2 separate regions of the Mus musculus genome follow, and region 1 is linked to region 2. A link is a loop called in an ENCODE intact Hi-C map of the cell type or tissue named here. Cell type or tissue: left cerebral cortex. All regions are shown on one strand. Each heading gives the region's core, and the rest is flanking DNA. Links, peaks and the distances in the headings are about the cores only. Region 1 overlaps Pcbp2 (poly(rC) binding protein 2). Region 2 holds the start of Tns2 (tensin 2).

Region 1 (8,000 bases), core at 1-8,000, 380 kb before region 2:
ACCTCCTTTAGCCATAGTAGGTCAAGTTTAAACCAGCAGATGCTGGATGGTAATGAATTTTTTTTAACAGTTGACAAGCTGAGACCTTGGGACTGGCCTCTATCTTGTGCTACACCTTACAGAAATAACACTGAGTTATCCATACCACTGAATCCGGTGTTGCCATGGGTCATGGGAAAATGAGACTGTTGCATTGCCAACTGGTGCAGCTTGGTCAACTGCATGAAGGAAACAGGAGAGATCAGCATTAGAAGGGTAACCTAGTCAGAACTCAAGCACACTCAATATGTGAAAATGCACATGGCCCCTGATTCCCAAAGTTGAGTCTACTATTCCAAGTATAACATAGGATAAGAATGGGGCTTACAGTACAATCCAGAGGACAGGCAGAATATGACAGGTAAAAGTTAGAAATAGAAAGGATGTCAGTATACAAGAGATGAATGCATTTGGGTATGTGAAAAAGAAAGCAGTAATAGCAGCCCAACAACTATCCCCTGTGGACTGTTTAATGGAGGTATATATGCAGCCATTGCCAACGGTTGCCCCAGGGACAAGCACAGACAGGCTAGATAAACAAACTGTGCAGTGGTGCTAGGGAAGACACACCATGCAGGGTTCTACTAGTACTGGGAAAAGGGAAGGAGTTGAGGGGGGCAGGGAGACTGCAAGGAGGAGAGAAGATTAACAAGAAACCAAACTGGGCTTAGTCCCCAACAAGTATTTTTCCAATGATCTTATGTGTAATACACATAGATAATTGTCCTAACTGGTGATAAAATAATCCTTAATCGGTCTACTTCACACCTCTCCTAGGGGCTTCCACTAACCAAGAACTAATCAAAGTCTAATGTTTGGCACCTGAAAGGATTAGTAAAAATGAAAGAGGCATGCAAGAAAAAAAGACAAAACTCCAAATACTAGTACTTTTAAAAGTAAGAAGTTGTTAGTAAAGTTTGAATTGAGGTTCAATAATCAGTTTTCTAACCTTACTTATATAAATAAACCTTCAGCACCTAAAGGCTCCATCTTACCCAAAGAAATTACTTAAGGGAAGCACACTTCACTGACAGTTTGAATTGTGCCAAGATATTAATAACATATACCATGGATATATAATTTCTAGGGGTTTCACATTCAAAGGCTAACACATTGATACTGTGTGGTTCACCTTTTAAGCCACAACACCACCACAAAAGTTGAAGACCCAACTTACTCCTGCCTAAGGAGAAAAGATTCAGATAATTTTGGATGGAGAGGGAGTTTTTCAAAACAAATGAAATAAAAACTTACATCTGGCTGTGGAATGGCATACTGTCCTTGAATGGTATAGGCCTACAAAAGGAGGAAAACAGTTCCTATTAAAAACCAGTCATGGACAGCAACCCAATGTGGGGGAGTGGGGGAGACAAGTTTTCAACTAGCCAGGAAGCCAGAGTTGAACTAGAGAAAGGGAGTCCAGGGACTGAGGCAGTAGATGAAATCTCACAATGGTCAGAACTGAGCTGGCCTTCTTTGAGCCCCAAATACAGTATTAACTTTATTCCACGGGATCCTCTAAGGATATACAAATTCTCTTTAATTAAGGCAAAATATACATATTTGCTTTTTAACAAGAAAATGTGGAAAATGAAAGTAAAGCAATGCTTTGACTGACCAATCCCCTGCACCCTATATATTTAATACAAGATAGTAATCATACTAATATAAATGATTTGCATCTAGACAAACCTGCATGGCATGTATTCAAACATTGCCTATGAACTTAAGTGCACTAGATAGAAGCTAGCTAGGTCTCTAACACTAGGGACCTGACCACAGAAGCATTTGGGGGGGGGGTCAATTTGCTATATCCTGGTTTTGCCCACCCACCTGCATAAAAGGTACTTGCAGCTCCCACTATGCCCTCCTCCCCACAGCAGATTCTCCCAAAAAGGGAGCTTGGTCTTTTGGGCAATAGGAGGGAGTTGGGGGGAGGGGCAAGGAGAAAAGGAATAAAAGAACGGATGGGGAGAAAGGTGTAGCTGGTTACTTAAAACAATGTGAAGTCTCTCACATTACAATGCAGTGGTTATTACCCCCAAAAGCACACCCAGGTCGGGGTGGAAAGGTGAAAATGGGAAGGGAAGAGTGGGAGAGGGAAAAGAGGGATTGAACAACAACAACAAAAAAAAAAAGTTAAAAAAAAAAAAAAGTTGGTGTTACCATCTGGTGGGCTACGCGGCCTGTGTGAAATGAGGTGGGGAGGTCAGTCCAGGTCCCCGTGGACAGGTGGTGTCCACAGCACAAAAATCACCAGCGCCACTCGCCCCCCGTGTGTTGGCAGTCTCGGCTGAGGCGGAAGGATTGAGTGAGCCTTGGAGACTGAACATCCCCTCTCACCTCTAGAGGTGGTCCCTCCAGGTCAGGGTTGAGGCACATGGACGGGGTGGTGTGGGGAAAGCTCGCACTGTCGCTGCCTGTGCTGTACCTGTCCTGTGGATAAATAGAGGATTTCAGTCTCCAGGGCTGTCAATCCGGCACCTTGTCACCAGCATGAAATTCACACCAAAAAAAAAAAAAAAAGTTGCTTATTTTTTTTTTCTTGTTTCCTTTAAAAAGGAGCTCACAACACAGATTTGAAACGAGCTGTAATCAGTGAATTAAAAAAAAAAAGTTACCTAGAGGCAGATGACACTGCACAATTGGGTTATTTTCAGTAAAAGTGAGCTGATGCCAGGTCTTGGTCACTGTAGGATTAACTTGAACCCCTACAGAGCCCACTTTACAACAAAAGATACAGGTCCATCTCTGGACACTGTATGAACTGGTCTATTTATAAAAAGGTCCATGGGAATGACCCATAAGAGGGCAACTGATAGATAGAAGAAGCTGTAAGCTTTTAGAGGGCAGTTAACTGAATAAAGGGAGGGAGGGAGGGAGGGAAGCAAAGAGGTACAAAGGGAGAGGAGTGAGGTTTGGAATGAAGATAAGGAAGGACAGACTGTCGTGCGGAGGTTGATGGGTGACACAGCACTGAAGAACCTAGAGTTCCATGGGAAGAGGATGACTCCTGAGGCTAACCCTCCTGTCTACAATGACTGATTGAGCTGCTGCTTCTCTTGCCCCAATATTTATGACAGCTCTGACAAACCTGTTAAAACAAAGCTAATGCTAAAACAAAGATCTAACACATCTCAATATATAACACTGCAATATGACCACTTGTGAAAGCTCTCAGCAAGACATAAACTTCTTCACTTTCATTATATTTCAATAAAATGTGGAATTAACTCCAAGTTGATGCTTTCCCCTCTCAAATGGTTTTCAGACAAAATACAAATAAATATAACTAGTTAAGCATAGATGTTTTTAAATAGGGTAGGCCCTAGTTACAAAGATCACTATTTTAACCTGAATTTCAATACTTTAAAAACTGCTTTACCTATTATTACTCAAGAAAACACTAACCATGAAAATACACTATTATCATGACATTTATCAAGAAAACACTAACCATGAAAATACACTACTATTATCATGACATTTATCAATCTTCTCACACAACTCTAACTGTTAAAGGTAAACGAGGCATTGAGAGAATGCTCTGGTGTTCTCACACTACAGCCCAGTATGTTCCCGCATCCTATGCTTATCTTACTCCAGCTGATTTCAGTTACACCATGGGGTTTCAAACCAGTGTTTATAAGGTTAAGACTCTAGTGAAAAACAAACTGGATTTTGGGGGGGTAAAAGGGTAGGAGTAGGGGAGGTGAGGTGAAAGGGAGGGAAAATTTGTAGGACACTCAAATTCAGGACCTGATCCCATGTCCCCATGCCATTTGAAACCACCATCCAGAATTTCCAGAGGCCCAACTCCTTTGCTATCATTACTTAGACCTCCATCATTCCACACATACAGAAGCATAGACGGGATGGTCGATATCGGGAGAGAGGTAATAACACTGGAGTAATTTAACTCTAACCCAAACCACCAATTTCTCTTCTGAGTGTCTACAAAACTTCCGTTTTCTGCTAAAAATAAGGTCTTGGCATTCAAAATTTTCTTAAAAGCAAATCAAACTATGGCCAAAAGTACAAGTTTTCAGCAAGCATGCAAAGTAGCTTGGTGTGTTGCTGGCAAAGTTGATATTTATAATATAATCTTCGTTCATTCTAGCCCACCAATAAGGATTTTCTTACCTGACCACCTGCAAAGATGACTGGAGAACTGGAGGGCTTGGGCCGGTACGGGATGGTCACGCCCTTCGGGGGGGACTGGGAGAGAGTCAGAGGGGAAAAAAACAAAAAGAGATAAGGTTTCAAAGCTGCTTCAGCTGTGTGGCTATAGCACACACAGGTCAGTTAAATAAAAATTATTCTTTCCAGTTCCTTACTTATCAAGTTGTGCATGATTAGTTGTCTTTAAAAAGCAAGTAGGAAGGTTATGGATTATGTGGCTCATACTAATTCTCAATGAAGAGGCTTTGAAATAATTTTAATCCTGATTTCCAGACTTGAAAATAAATTTAATTCTCACACACACACACAATATGTGTAGATATACTTTAAGTGGTAATTTTTAGGACCTCACATTTTTGTTAATTAAGACATAAAGTCCCAAATGGTATGTTTATGGTCCAAAGACAAAAAAATCTTTCTTTATGATTCATATGGGGCCAACTCCATGTAACTCAAGATCTAATTTCCATCATTTTTTTGCTGCAGAATATATAGGACTTCATAATTCACTCAGAAATCCCATCATTGATACTTTTCCTATGATATAACTATTGTTTTGAATATATCCTGCTTCAAATGAAAAATAGAGAATGTATCAATGTCAAGAAATTCAAAAGGTAAGTTAGCTAACATTTCAAAAATCCCAAGTCCTTACAGTCTACCTTACTCTACCCACACTACTAGAACATTCTGAACTACAACACAACTGCTTTTTAACAGATCCTATTTTTGCTCACAGACTAAGATACATTAAAACTGGGAGAAAGAATGTATGAACTCAAGGAACCATTTTACCCACACCTATACTGATAAGCCTCTTAACAGCTTCAACTAATTCTAGTCTTACTAAATATAGATCAGCTCCCCTGTCCCCAGAATCACCCCCACCTCCAGCATGAGCCTGAGGGCTTACCTCCAACATGACCACGCAGATCTGTTTGACACACTCAATGATGGACTGCGGAATGCCAGCAATAGTGATTGCCCGCTCAGTTGAGTTGGGGAGCATATCCCCTGCCACCTGGACCTGAGCCCCTGTACTCTTTAGGGTAAAAGGAAATTAAACAAACAAAAAGAAATTTCAGAAAACCTGTTCTTCAATTCCTCCTTACACCAGCTTTAGAATATCAAGTTCAATAGAGCCTTATTTCCACCCTTTCTTTCTCATTTCCCATTCTTCCTTACTCCAGATATTACTGCTTATTAAAGTTAAAAATACAATACCTCTGAGAGACAAGAATAAATCTGAGTAACAGCCTACATTTAACCTGCACTCAGAAAAAAAGTCCCTTCTATACAATTTACTCTTACCGAGTAATGAAAGCTTTGTGGGTCAAACAAAATCCTCTTAACATCACCCATTCCACCAGGTAGTGGTGGCGCACGCCTTTAATCCCAGCACTTGGGAGGCAGAGGTAGGCTGATTTCTGAGTTTGAGGCCAGCCTGGTCTACAGAGTAAGTTCCAGGACAGCCAGGGCTATACAGAGAAACCCTGTCTCGAAAAACCAAACCAAAAAGAAAAAGAAAACAAAGCAAAAAACACCCGTTCATTTTTCTCTTATTGAGCAAATATTTTGTCAGGTACCATTCCAACCAAGTATTCATCAAAAGAAAATCTTACACTGGTGTTTACACTTACAATCTCATCACTGAAAAGGTGAAAGAGGAAAACCATCTAATATGTTTGTAACCAGTCTGGGATATAGTGAGAGACTATAATAAACTTAACTAAAGCTACCATCCCCCACACCAACAAACACATCTTCCTGGACCAAAACAACTAACAATCCTGAACAAAGACTTCAAAACATTCCAACTATTTTTGGAATCATTTAGTAACATTTCACTTAGACATGAAAAATGTCATGAGAGATGGCTCAGTGGTTAAGAGCACTGACTGCTCTTACAGAGATCCTGAGTTCAATTCCCAGCAACCACATGGTAGCTCACAATTATGTGTAATGGGATCTGATGCCCTCTTCTGGTGTGTCTGAAAAAAGCTTCAGTGTGTGTACTCATATACATTAGTAAGTAAATAATTGTACAAAGAAAAAAGGGGGGGGGGAGTATAGAGACTGTCTAAAAAAAAGAAAAAACATATCTAGGGAAATGCCAGATAGCTCAAGAGGTAAAAATACCTTACATTCAATCCCTGGGGGACTCACATGGTACAAAGAGAGAACCAAGACCTGCAAGTTGTTCTGACCAAGCAAGTATATACACAAACACACACAATGTAATAAATTGTTTCAGGCACGTATGCTGCACCTTCTTTAAATTACCAGTACTTAAGACGCAGAGGAAGGAGGATCTCTGCATTTACAACCAGCCTAGTCTACAAAAATAAGTATTAGGCAGAAAGGCTTCACAGTGAGTCCTACTCTGAAAATTTTAATTATTTTAAGGGGCTGGAAAAATGGTTAAGACCATTTGTTGCTATTGCTAGGGACCTGGATTAAGTTCCTACTACCAACATGGAGCTTAAAACCACCTATAACACCATCCAGGAGATCCATCTCTTTTCTGAATTCCACTAATGGCACATATATAGTACATACATACATACATACACACAGTAAGACTAAAAGCTTACAAATAAAATAATGCTATTAAATTCTTTAGGCTTATAGATGGCTCTGGATTTACAGTATATATTGTTCTTGTAGAAAAACTGAGTTCAGGGGCTGAGAGATGGTGGCTCTGCAGTTAAGACAACTGACTGCTCTTCCAGAGGTCCTGAGTCCAATTCCCAGCAATCACGTGGTAGCTCAAAGCATTTGTAATGAAATCTGATGTGTGTGTGTATGCATGTATGTATGTGTGTGTGTGTATATGTATGTATGTATGTATATATATATATATATATATATATATATATGTGTGTGTGTGTGTATATATATATTCTTTAAAAAAAAGAAAAGAAAAAAGCCTGAGTTCAATTCCAAGCACCCATAAAAGTTCACTCCCAACACATGAAAATTCTAGCACCAAGGGATCCAAAAACCCAACTCACATGCAAATAAATCTACAAGTGGCTCATGGCTTTAAACCCAGCACTCAGAAGGCAGGATGTTTTAAGTTCGAATCCAGCCTGGTCTACAGAGTGAGATCCAGAAGAGTCAGGGCTACAGAGAAACCCTGTCTCAAAAAAAAAAAAAATCAAAATAGACAACCAAATAAATCTACCAAAAAAAATAAATAAAAATTTTAGTGGTTCAGTAGGTAAAAACATTGAAACCCAATCTACCCATCAGAGTTAGATGCCAGTGAACCCACAGCCACATGTGCTTATAAGTAATTACAAGTAATGGGGAAAGGCATAAGAAAGATGGCTCAGCCTATAAAATGCTTATAGCACAAGAACCAAGAACACCCTTAAAAAGCTGGGGAAGAGCCGGGCGTGCACGCCTTTAATCCCAGCACTCGGGAGGCAGAGGCAGGCGGATTTCTGAGTTCGAGGCCAGCCTGGTCTACAGAGTGAGTTCCAGGACAGCCAGGGCTACACAGAGAAACCCTGTCTCGAAAAACCAAAAAAAAAAAAAAAAAAAGCTGGGGAGGGCATTTGCATTTGTGATCCTAAGACTTGAAGACAGACAAGAGAATCCCTGGGGGCTTTAGAGGATAAACTGGGGGTGGGTGGACACCACACACAAAAAAAACACCAAACAAACAAAAGTAAAAAAGGAACATATAAGCCAGGCAGTGGTGGCGCACACCTTTAATTCCAGCACTTGGGAGGCAGAGGCAGGCGGATTTCTAAATTCAAAGCCAGCCTGGT
Region 2 (9,332 bases), core at 646-8,645:
ATTATACCTGAACAGGCTCAGCTTTCACTACCCAGGATGAGACCAACGCAGGCATCCTGAGGACCCTTTCCTCAGAGGGAAGGCACCTCCCATCAGGGTGCCTGGTCTCTGAAATCTTGCTCCCTCTCTATCCACCCCGCCCTTCCTCCCCCCGCAGCCACCCCCCCTCATCCTCTCGCCAGCTGCAGCCTGGGCACAGCACCAAGACAAACGCTGTCTCACTGTCCACCCTCCTGGGCCAACCCTCCAGGGGTGGAGTAGGGTGTTTCTTAAAGAGCCCAACACAACACCCCTGCCACCCAGGAAGGGGTGTCCAGGAGTGAGTGACAGGGGACAGGGTGACATGGTGGCCCATGCCAGTGAGGCTGAAGATGCCTGTCTGGACAGGGAAAGACACCATCTCCCCATTAGATAGAACCACATACTCACCTTTGCTTCACATTTTCTGTGTGTGGCCACCTTGCAGACTAGAGAGAGAAAGGGTAGAGGTTAGCAGAGGCTTACGGGAATAGTCAAAATAACTGTGCTCCAGCCCCACAGGCCTTAGAAGCCAGCTCTGGGACCCTGGTACACTAGGTTACTAGGAGTTGAAGAACAGAGCTGGTTATCAACAGGTTCTGCTCTGGAGTAAGGGAAGAGGGCCGGGGGTTGGGGTCTAGGATGAATAGAGGTGAGGAGGGGAAAGAGGAAGAGGAGGAAGAACAGTAGGAGGAAGAAGAGGAGGAAGAAGAAAAGGATGAGGAAGAAGAAGAGGAACAGGAAGATGAGGAGGAAGAGAAAGGGGAGGAAGAGGAAAAAGAGGAGGAGGCAGAAGAGGAAAAAGAGGAGGAGGAAGAAGAGGAAAAAGAGGAGGAAGAAGAGGAAAAAGAGAAGGAAGAGGAAGAGGAAGAAGAGGAAAAGGAGGAGGAAAAGGAAAAAGGAGGAAAAAGAAGAGGAGGAAGAAGAAAAAGAGGAGGAGGAAGAAGAAGAGGAGGAGGAGCAAGAGGAAGGGAAGACCCTAGTCACAGGTAAGGATGGGAAGGTGGTAGAGTCACAAATCTCCTGGGCTGTGGCAAGGTGGGTGTCAAGAAGAGTGAGGGCATTTGTTTCTGAATTTGCCTGTCTCTAGAGCCTGAGCCACACAGAAGTGCTGCCTGGAGGGCTCAGGCACCAAGAGCACCACCTCACCTCGGCAGGAGACACCGGTCCCATCGATGGTCACCTTACACACTGCACACACTGGAGTTTTCTTCCGGAAAACCTTCTCCCGGAAGCTGTGTGGTTCTGCTTTCCTCGGCTGCGGGTGGGATGACAGACAAATAGGGGTATGTGTTCCTAGTGGGCTCATCTCCAAGGCTGGGCAGGGACCTTTCCTTAGAGCGATGCTGCTTCCCTCTCTTCCAGCCAAAAGTCTGTGAACTCTAAGGCACACTTGGCCACAGCTGTTTCAGGGTAGTCATGAGGCCTGTCCTCTACAGGGCTTGGAATGTGACCCCTTGCGTCACCTTGGCTGGGTCAACTCCTCCCTAAGGGTTCACTCAGGACTTCTCACGTGGCGGAGCTATGTGATGTCCTTGTCACACACACCCCCACTTCCAATGTGAGGGCTTTCTGAATCTTGGCAGAGTGGGGGGTCTGACTCTCCTCCCATCTTGCCCTCCCCACAAGAGGCTTGTATACTGTGAGCTGACGGCCAGGACACACAAGCACTATCACATAATACCCAGACTGACTGCAGCCAGTTCTGAGCCCCTGGCTCTCAGTGTCCCCAAGCTCCAGGCAGCTAATATGACCCCCTCCCCCACGGTCAGAACAACATGTTTACTCTCTGTGCACTGAGGCGGCAGGCAGCAATTGTCTAAGACGTTCGCTCGGAAGGAGGAATAGCAGTGGGGACACACAGGCAGCTGCCTCGCTGCCTCTGCATGTTATGACAGGGGTGGCCAGGTTCTCCGGATGCCCCCTCCCCACCCAGAGGTAGTGAGGTCAGTGGCTGGCTGGGCTGCCACCAGTTGTCCAGGTCCCCCTTAGTCCCTACTCACTGCAAGTTTTCACTGCAGTTCTGACCCCTCCCACCCCAGTTCATCCCTCCTATCTAGAGTCTGTGGACAATCTCCCTCACTCCTCCCACCACTCCACTGCACATTCTTCACCGCTGTGTGTTCAAGCTCCCGCTGTCCCCTCCTCTCCCTGGATCTGCCCACCGTAGTGTGAAGAGGAGAATAACATGGGAGCAGCGTTGGTCCCTTAACGACTGGGGGCGAGACCCACCAGGACACTTGGACGCACTTGTGGATGATGACGTCGTGTGCAGATGACGTCAGTAGAAGGCACCCTCCCTTCCCTCATTGCCTTCTTCCCATACCTTTTCCCTCAAGCTTCCCCCGGAGGTCAGGGCTTGAGCTCTTAGCTGAACCCTCGGGGCCTATCCAGGCTCAAGCCAGGAAATACACAGAGAAGTCAAAACAGATGCTAGAATCACACTGCTACCCTACCCTAGCCACCTCAGGGGGTCAGGCGAAAGAAAGAGGAGGGGGATGCTGAGCCAGCCAGGAGAAGAGGCTGAAACTAGGAAGAGGGTCTGGTCTGGCCTGAATCCTGGCCCTCCCGCCTTGTCCGCACCTCCACCCTGCCCCACCTTTGCCCAGCTGGTGGGCACTCCTACCCTGCTGGTGGCCCGGCTGCTGTCCCTCCTCCCCAGGGCTCTGAGCAACCTTTCCACAGGGCCGCTGGACTTCATGGTGTCTGGCTGGCTGGACTCTTGGCTGCAGGGCCTGAACAATGCTGGGGCCTGGCCTGGGGCTTCCTGGAAGCAGCCTGCCGAGGCAGCCGCTTCCCTTGGGTGGAGGGGAGGCTGTCTGGCTGGTGTGTGGAGAAGCCTGGCCCTGGAAGTGGAGGGAAGTGCAGGCGGGAAGGGGGCAGGTCGCTGCTCCAGGAAGTGGGGTGGGGGAGGATGTGGGGGAGGCCAGGAGATCAGATTCCCAGGATCTACCCTGCTGGGAGTGTCAGCCTAAGATCTCTGGCTCTCCCCATCTCTGGAGCTGCCTCCCACCCAGTGGGCCACTGTGTGCAGGGGGTCTGCAGTCCTGAGATCCAGCCCTGGAATCAGCCAGTGGCACAGGGTGGGAATTCAGGTCTCAGGGCAGGGCTCAAGGGCCAGTGGAGAACACTGTGTCCCCGGCCAGTCTCTAGCCTGAACCCTCATGCTCCCTTGGGATTTCCTGTGGGAAGGGAGTGTTGCTGGGAACCAGTACCCCTGACAGCCCAGCACTCCACATCCTCAGGGTGAAAGAAAGTTAGGGATGAGGGCTAACTTCCCTGTCAGACGGGAGAAGGATCTTATAGTACCCTCCTCAACGCCAAGTTCCAGCGGGAAGGGCTAAGGGCTTACAGGAATGGTCCATCTTGCTGTAACCCAAAGCACTGGAGGTTCCTCCTGAACACCCCAGCTGCTCCTCTCCAGATACAACCCACAGTTCCTGGCTTAGCTCCCAGATCCTGCACCTGAGGTTCTACTGGGGACCCCACCCGCCCACCAGAATCTGAGCGCTACCTTCATGGCTCTTCTGGCCTGTCTCTCCTTCCTCTGTGGCTGTCACTGGACCCGAGGACTGGACAGGAGGCCCCCTCCCAACACATACTCCACCCTCTCTAGGGCCTCCTGCTTCCCTCCTGGGAATAGGGCCAACTTCCTGTCCCAGGAGTCAAGGGAAGGAGGTGTATGGGGCCCTTGGAAAGGATGGAACAACCTTCCTACAACAAGGGTCAACAGCCTGGGGGTTCCCAGCCCAAGCTCTAGACAGCAGCCTTTGGAATGCTGTAGCTAGCTGTCATTTGAAAGAATGTACACCGTGTCACCCTCATTTGCATGGTATTTACTGAATGTCCCAGTGCAACTCCTCCAGTTCTGGCACCTCTTGCAGGGTCCCACAGGACTCTCCTCTTTCTGCCTCACGCCCATCTGACAGATGAAGGGCTGCTCTAGTCCTCCCCAGGGATCCTTCAGAAGACCTGTCAGACTGAAGAGTCTGAGGCCTCTTCCCGCTGCATGCCTGTTCTCTAGGAAGCCCATCGTTGCCAGTGTACCCTGGCTAGAAGGCCCTGTGAGTGGCAAGGGGTGGGGCACCGTGCTGTAACTGGAGAGGGCCCCTGGCTCTGCAATCCCCACCTGAGTTCTGGCTGTGTCCCAGGACATTCCAGGCCGATGGCCAGGTGGGCAACCGGGGCTGTCCTGATTCCGCACCCAGCCCTGCTGGGGAAGATGGATCACTGCAGCGCCTCCCCTGATCAATTTTTTTTCCCCTCTGCTCCTATGGTACATGGGCCTACATCTGCAACCTCTGGTGGGACTGAAAGTCTTTTCCTCTGGAACAGGTTCCCAAACAGCCTCTGCCCTCACTGAACTTACACTGCCCACCTAGATCTAGAAAGTTAAGTGTCTAGTTGGCTCTGCGCGTCCCCACCGCAGGGAGTGTGGAGTATTTCTGAAAGTAGCTGAGGGCAAACAGTGCCTGAGGAATGGCAGCATTACCAGATCCTCACCTCCCACCTCCTGCCTGGAATATTCCAGAGCTCTTTTGATTCTCCCCAGCCGGGCCCCCTCTCACTCTGAAGCCTTGGGTTTGTTTGGAGAAACCCCTCCACCCACCCACACACCCCTCCTTCCTGGAAATAGCTGTGGTTGGATGAGAGGCCCGGAGCCGGGCCACAGAGGAGTGAGGCCCAGTAAAGGAGGGAGGGGAAGGGAGGTAGGATTCAAGGGTGTGTCTAGAGGGACCTAGGGGGTATCTAGGTAGGGCAGAAGTAGAAAAGGGTTAAAAGGAGAAATCAGCTTCATCTGTGTCTGCATTCTGCCTCAGTGTCTCAGATAGAGAAAACAGAGAGGAAAAAGTTTGCATGCACTCTGCCAGGCCAGGGCCGCAACATTGATGCCAGCTGCCGCGGGCATCTTGTGTTCAAAGTGCGCTTGTGGCTCGAGCTAGAGAGGTACGCAGAGAGTGGCCTGAGCCAACAGTAGTGCACAGTGGGACGCAGGAAGGCGTGGCGGCCTGAGCTAGGTCCACAGCCGCGCCCCGCCCCCTGGTCACCTCTAGTATCTTCAACTGTCCCCTAGCTCACCGAGACCCGGAGGGGAGGGCACGGGCCGCGCCCAATGCTCCCGGACCCCCAGTGGCTCCGCGCCCCCTGGTGCCCGTCCCTGGCTCGGACCGCGCGCTGTGACGCAGAGGGCCGACGCTCGCCCGCGCTCCCGTCCAGCGTGGCGCAGCCACTCACCTGTGGGGGGCGCCCAGAGGGCCGGGGGCGCGGCGAACTGGGGCAGCAGCAGGGGGCGCCCCCGGACCAGCCCATCCCGCCTAGCCGCGCCGCGATACGCGGAGGCGGCGGCGGCGGCAGCGGCGGCGGGACGGGCGCTCAGCTGGCTCCCTCCCGCCGCGCCCTGCGCCGGCTGCCTCCTCCCGCCCTCCGGCTCCCTCCTTCTTCCTGGGCTCCAATCGCCACCTTCCACCCGCTCCCCGCCCGCGCCTCCTCCTTTCTCCCTCTTCTCCTCCCACTGTCCTCCGTGCGCGCCGAGGCAGGCTCCGGCTGAGACTCGCAGACGGAGCGGCAGCCAGAGCCCGAGTGGGATCGCACGTGGGAGGACAGCCCCGGGAAGCCTCAGGCCGAGAGTCTGCAGAGGGCCACAGGCACCCGAGGAGAGGCCAGAGGGACAGGGCAGGGAGAAACGCGTGAGCCACATAGACTTCTAAAGGAAGGTGGATGCAGAGGCCTCTATACTCATCCAAGTCCGAACTAGGCCTGGCATGGTTGGGGCACCAGATTTAGACACCTAAAGTTGCTGGTGTCCCAGGTCTTAATGCTTCCTGGAGCTTTCTGTCACTTCTCTCAAATGACTCAGAGCTGAGAACCCACAGCAGATTCAAGATTCCTGACACTCAACTGCTTAAGTCATCGCGCCGGTGTCCTTAGGTCTTCTCAGTGGAAGTTCTTTTGATGGTGTAACCTCATTCCATTCTTTTAAAATCTGATATTGGATAGGAACGTCTGGAATTAAGCTAGGGACCATGGTATTAGTTTGAGTTGTGTCACTTGGAGAAGTTGAGAGTAGGGATGTGGTCCTAGAATCTTAGAACCTGTTGTAATTCCCTGTTCCCAGCGTTCCTTAGCAGATCCTAAACTGTTCTGTCTGCTGTTACCCACCCCGCTGGAATTTCCATGATGGAAATTGATGGAGCCATGCATCTCAATGCTGAGAAGTGGGAAGTGCGGAGAGTTCAGTGCCAGGGTAGGTGCTCAAAGCAGTACTGTCTGCTCAAGCCCTCTGGGCCTGCCTGCCTGTCCCATCTCTCAGCAGAGTTCTGTGCTCATCCTTCATCCTGTTCTGGCAAAGGCTAGGCTTGGCCGGTCTGGTTCTGATTAATGAAGAACGGAGCACCCGATTTCAATCTGGCAGCCAGGAAGCATGGCTGGTGGATCTTACTGTTCAGTGGGCACTTTTAAAGCAGCCAGCATCTCAGGGGACTAGAGGAAGAGCTGGAGAGACACTAGGGAGGGAATGGCTCCACTGGCGGTGAAGTGAGAGTTGGAGGGAGAGAGAGGCAGGGATTGTAGGAGGCTCATGGGAAAGAGCAAGGCTGAAGGTTGTGCTGTGTATTCTGGCAAGATTAGATTATGTAATTAGCATGGTATATGAAAATGTTTGTTTAATGCCTGCAGCTAGCTCTTTTAACACCCAGCCCTTCCCAGCATATCCTGGGCTTTGGCTGGGTGCTAGGATATAACCTCTGGATGTAGCTTTTAATCTCTGAAGTCACCAATGAGTGAGCTAGATTGATTGGATCGCAAAGGTAGATGGGACTATAACTTCACATCAGGCTGGTATCCTCCCCTGCCTAAGCAGTCATTAGGACAAACTTGAAAGGTTCCTAGGAATTGGGGGGTGGGGGGGGGGGGGAGAGTCACCAGATGTGTAGCTGGATCCTCAGCTCAGGTTTGATCACTGCTCTTCAGGTACTGATTGAGGGAAGGGAAATCTAAAGCAGGATGCTTGTTGGTGATAGGGTAAAAGTGGGTGCTGGGAGCCAGGCACTGATTGCCGGCTCAGCAGCAGGGAAAGGGGAGAGGGAGAAAACCAGACGCTATGGATAAAGGTGGACACCTACTGCCTTCCCTCCACAAGCATGTTCTTACCTTGACTATGCAGAAAGAAGTCCATCTCGGTTCTGAAGGAAGAACTCCCTCTTCCACAGCCTGAGATCTCATGCCCATAACTGATAACTTAATTTCTTGAGGTGGATCTTGAGAGTCTTGGGCTCTCCCGACTGGAAGAGCACTGGGCTCTAGGAACCAGGAGCAGTGTGGGGTAAGGGGCAGCACTAGCTTCAGAGGCAGACCTCTTGGCAGAGGACAGAGCAAGCATTGTCCAACCAGGAGGTTGCTGCTGCAGCTGGGCGGGAACAGAATTCTCTTCCAAACTTTGTTTAGTGGGGGCGGGAAAGCAAGTCCCCTTCACTTGTAGCCCCGGGGGTTAATGGTTGCTGAGAAACGGAGCTTATTTGTCAATTGTTGCTTCCCAGAAGCAGATGTGGAGCTCAGCCACTTCCTTAGAGTCCATGCTTGGAGCTAGTGAGGCACTTGAGGTGACACTTAACACTTCACTGCCTTGGATTCCAGAGCATGGTGCCTGGTTCTGTTAGGAGAAACTAGTCTGTGGCCTGGAGTGTACCCAGCCCAGAACCAAGTGTGTCATATAAATGTCCTGTTGGCATTCTGTCAGCTGAGATGGGCAGTGAGGACTGACTAGTCTTGTCTTTACACATAGGAGGCTCCATACAGTTAAGCAGTTGTGGTCATGCTATATATATAGCCTTGCTTTTTTAGAGGATCCTCCTGGAACAGACATGACCATCTTTCTCTTCTTTGTGTCTTTGTTTCCCCTTTCCCAGATGTTGGCTGCTCCCAGCCCATGATCATTGGTCTCCTGGGACTAGCTTCTGGAGCAAAGCCTGGGAAACCTTTCACACTGAAAAGCTCCCAATGCCTAGCCATTCATGGATCCCAGACCAGCTCTGCCAGTTTTGGCTTTGTTAGGAAATAGAAAAGCAATGGCCAGGCAATGGAGAGTCAGTTCCAAGACAGCCAGGGGTGCAGAGAAACCTTTCCTCAATAAAAAACAAAACACCCCAACCAATCAATCAAACCAAACCCAACCCTAGACAAGCAGCTGCTTTTAGTTGCATCATCCCCATCTTGGATACAAGTCCCTCAAATGTGTTCCAGTTCCTCGTGACTCTAGAGGTTGTCTCTATCCTAACTCATTTTCCTGTTTTCAGCGATGACCAGCTTTGAAAAGCTCCCTTAAGTCTGAAATATCTCTTGAGGTGGTTCCCTGTATCAGTGCCCAACAGCTTGCTAGGCAAGCCCACCACGTGGCTTCATGGACTGCAAGGAGGCAAACACTGGGGGTTGGAGTAAGTCAACCAGGACGGCGAACCCTGCCTGGGCTCCATGCACAGAGGTCCATCTCCACTGTTGGTGAGCCTACCCACTGTCCTGCAACAGCTCACATACTGCTGTGCGAAACGGAAGGAAGGGGTGGGGAAAGGAGAGGCATGGGGGGGGGGGGGGAAAGAGCGATAAACTGCAACATTAACCATCAACTTTAAAGACTGGATTTATTTGGAGAAAAACAAAAAAACCCTCAACCCAAAGGATGGGATTTTACATCTCAAGACATCTCCCAAGTAATGTCTACAGATTACAAATCATTTTCATAGAAGATATTTTTGTACAAATTTTACATGTATTCAGGAGCGGGACATAAGTCAACCCCTGTTTTTATTTTAACAGAGGAGCAAAGTAGGAGAGTGGGACAAAACAGCTGTCTTCGGATGCAACTATCTGGAAGGGAAATAGACATGAAGAGGGCAAACTACCTTCTCATTGTCTACAACAATGGTTTAAAAAAACCCATTCAACTGTGGGTATCTGCAAAAGCCCACTTCCTAGCTACTAGCCAATCAAATCCACCGGAGAAGCGATTTGCTGTGCCTACTGCTGCAGCACGGGACATCAGTGCTCCTGCACAGCAGGCCTAGGACCAAGGTATCCTCTGTCTGCAGGTACCTGACTACCCACAACAGGGAGGCTCGCCATCTTTGGAGCTGACCCCTACAAAGGTGCACATCAAAGCAGACAGGTCAAGCTACAGTGTTGCAAGAGAAACCAGGACCTTGCTCAATCGTTCTTTGCATTATCCTTTATTCTTGAGGGGAGTAAAGAAGCCAACCCTCCTAAGCAGAAAACCAGTCAGGGTCACATACATTATAAACAAGCACCAGCGTGGGGCTCCAGTG

What was found. A loop is a pair of places that touch in the nucleus more often than their neighbours do. Peaks named below come from ENCODE experiments on the same cell type or tissue, not always from the same donor. Only the 100,000 strongest peaks of a DNase experiment are listed, where the experiment ranks them.
Region 1: it touches region 2 in a loop (3-fold over the local background); 7 of 42 quality-filtered maps call a loop at or near these places.

The regions. Positions count from the first base shown.
Region 1 is chr15:102,480,423-102,488,422 of GRCm38, reverse strand. It overlaps Pcbp2 (poly(rC) binding protein 2), which reads right to left. Exons shown (of 15, transcript NM_001103165.1): 7 at 5,135-5,263; 8 at 4,183-4,257; 9 at 2,383-2,475; 10 at 1,294-1,335; 11 at 146-218. Among named protein-coding and RNA genes, the nearest start is that of Pcbp2, 14 kb to the right of the region's middle. In left cerebral cortex, for the core only: no CTCF peak of the experiment used is centred there; no DNase peak of the experiment used is centred there.
Region 2 is chr15:102,096,474-102,105,805 of GRCm38, reverse strand. It overlaps Eif4b (eukaryotic translation initiation factor 4B), which reads right to left. Exons shown (of 15, transcript NM_145625.3): 15 at 8,633-9,332. It overlaps Tns2 (tensin 2), which reads right to left and starts at 2,872. Exons shown (of 29, transcript NM_153533.3): 1 at 2,645-2,872; 2 at 1,168-1,276; 3 at 430-467. The coding sequence starts at 2,719. In left cerebral cortex, for the core only: CTCF peaks have their summits at 4,245 and 5,217 (motif pointing right); DNase peaks (open chromatin) are centred at 5,132, 5,556, 5,791, 6,146 and 3 more places; H3K4me3 peaks cover 4,272 bases; H3K27ac peaks cover 5,925 bases.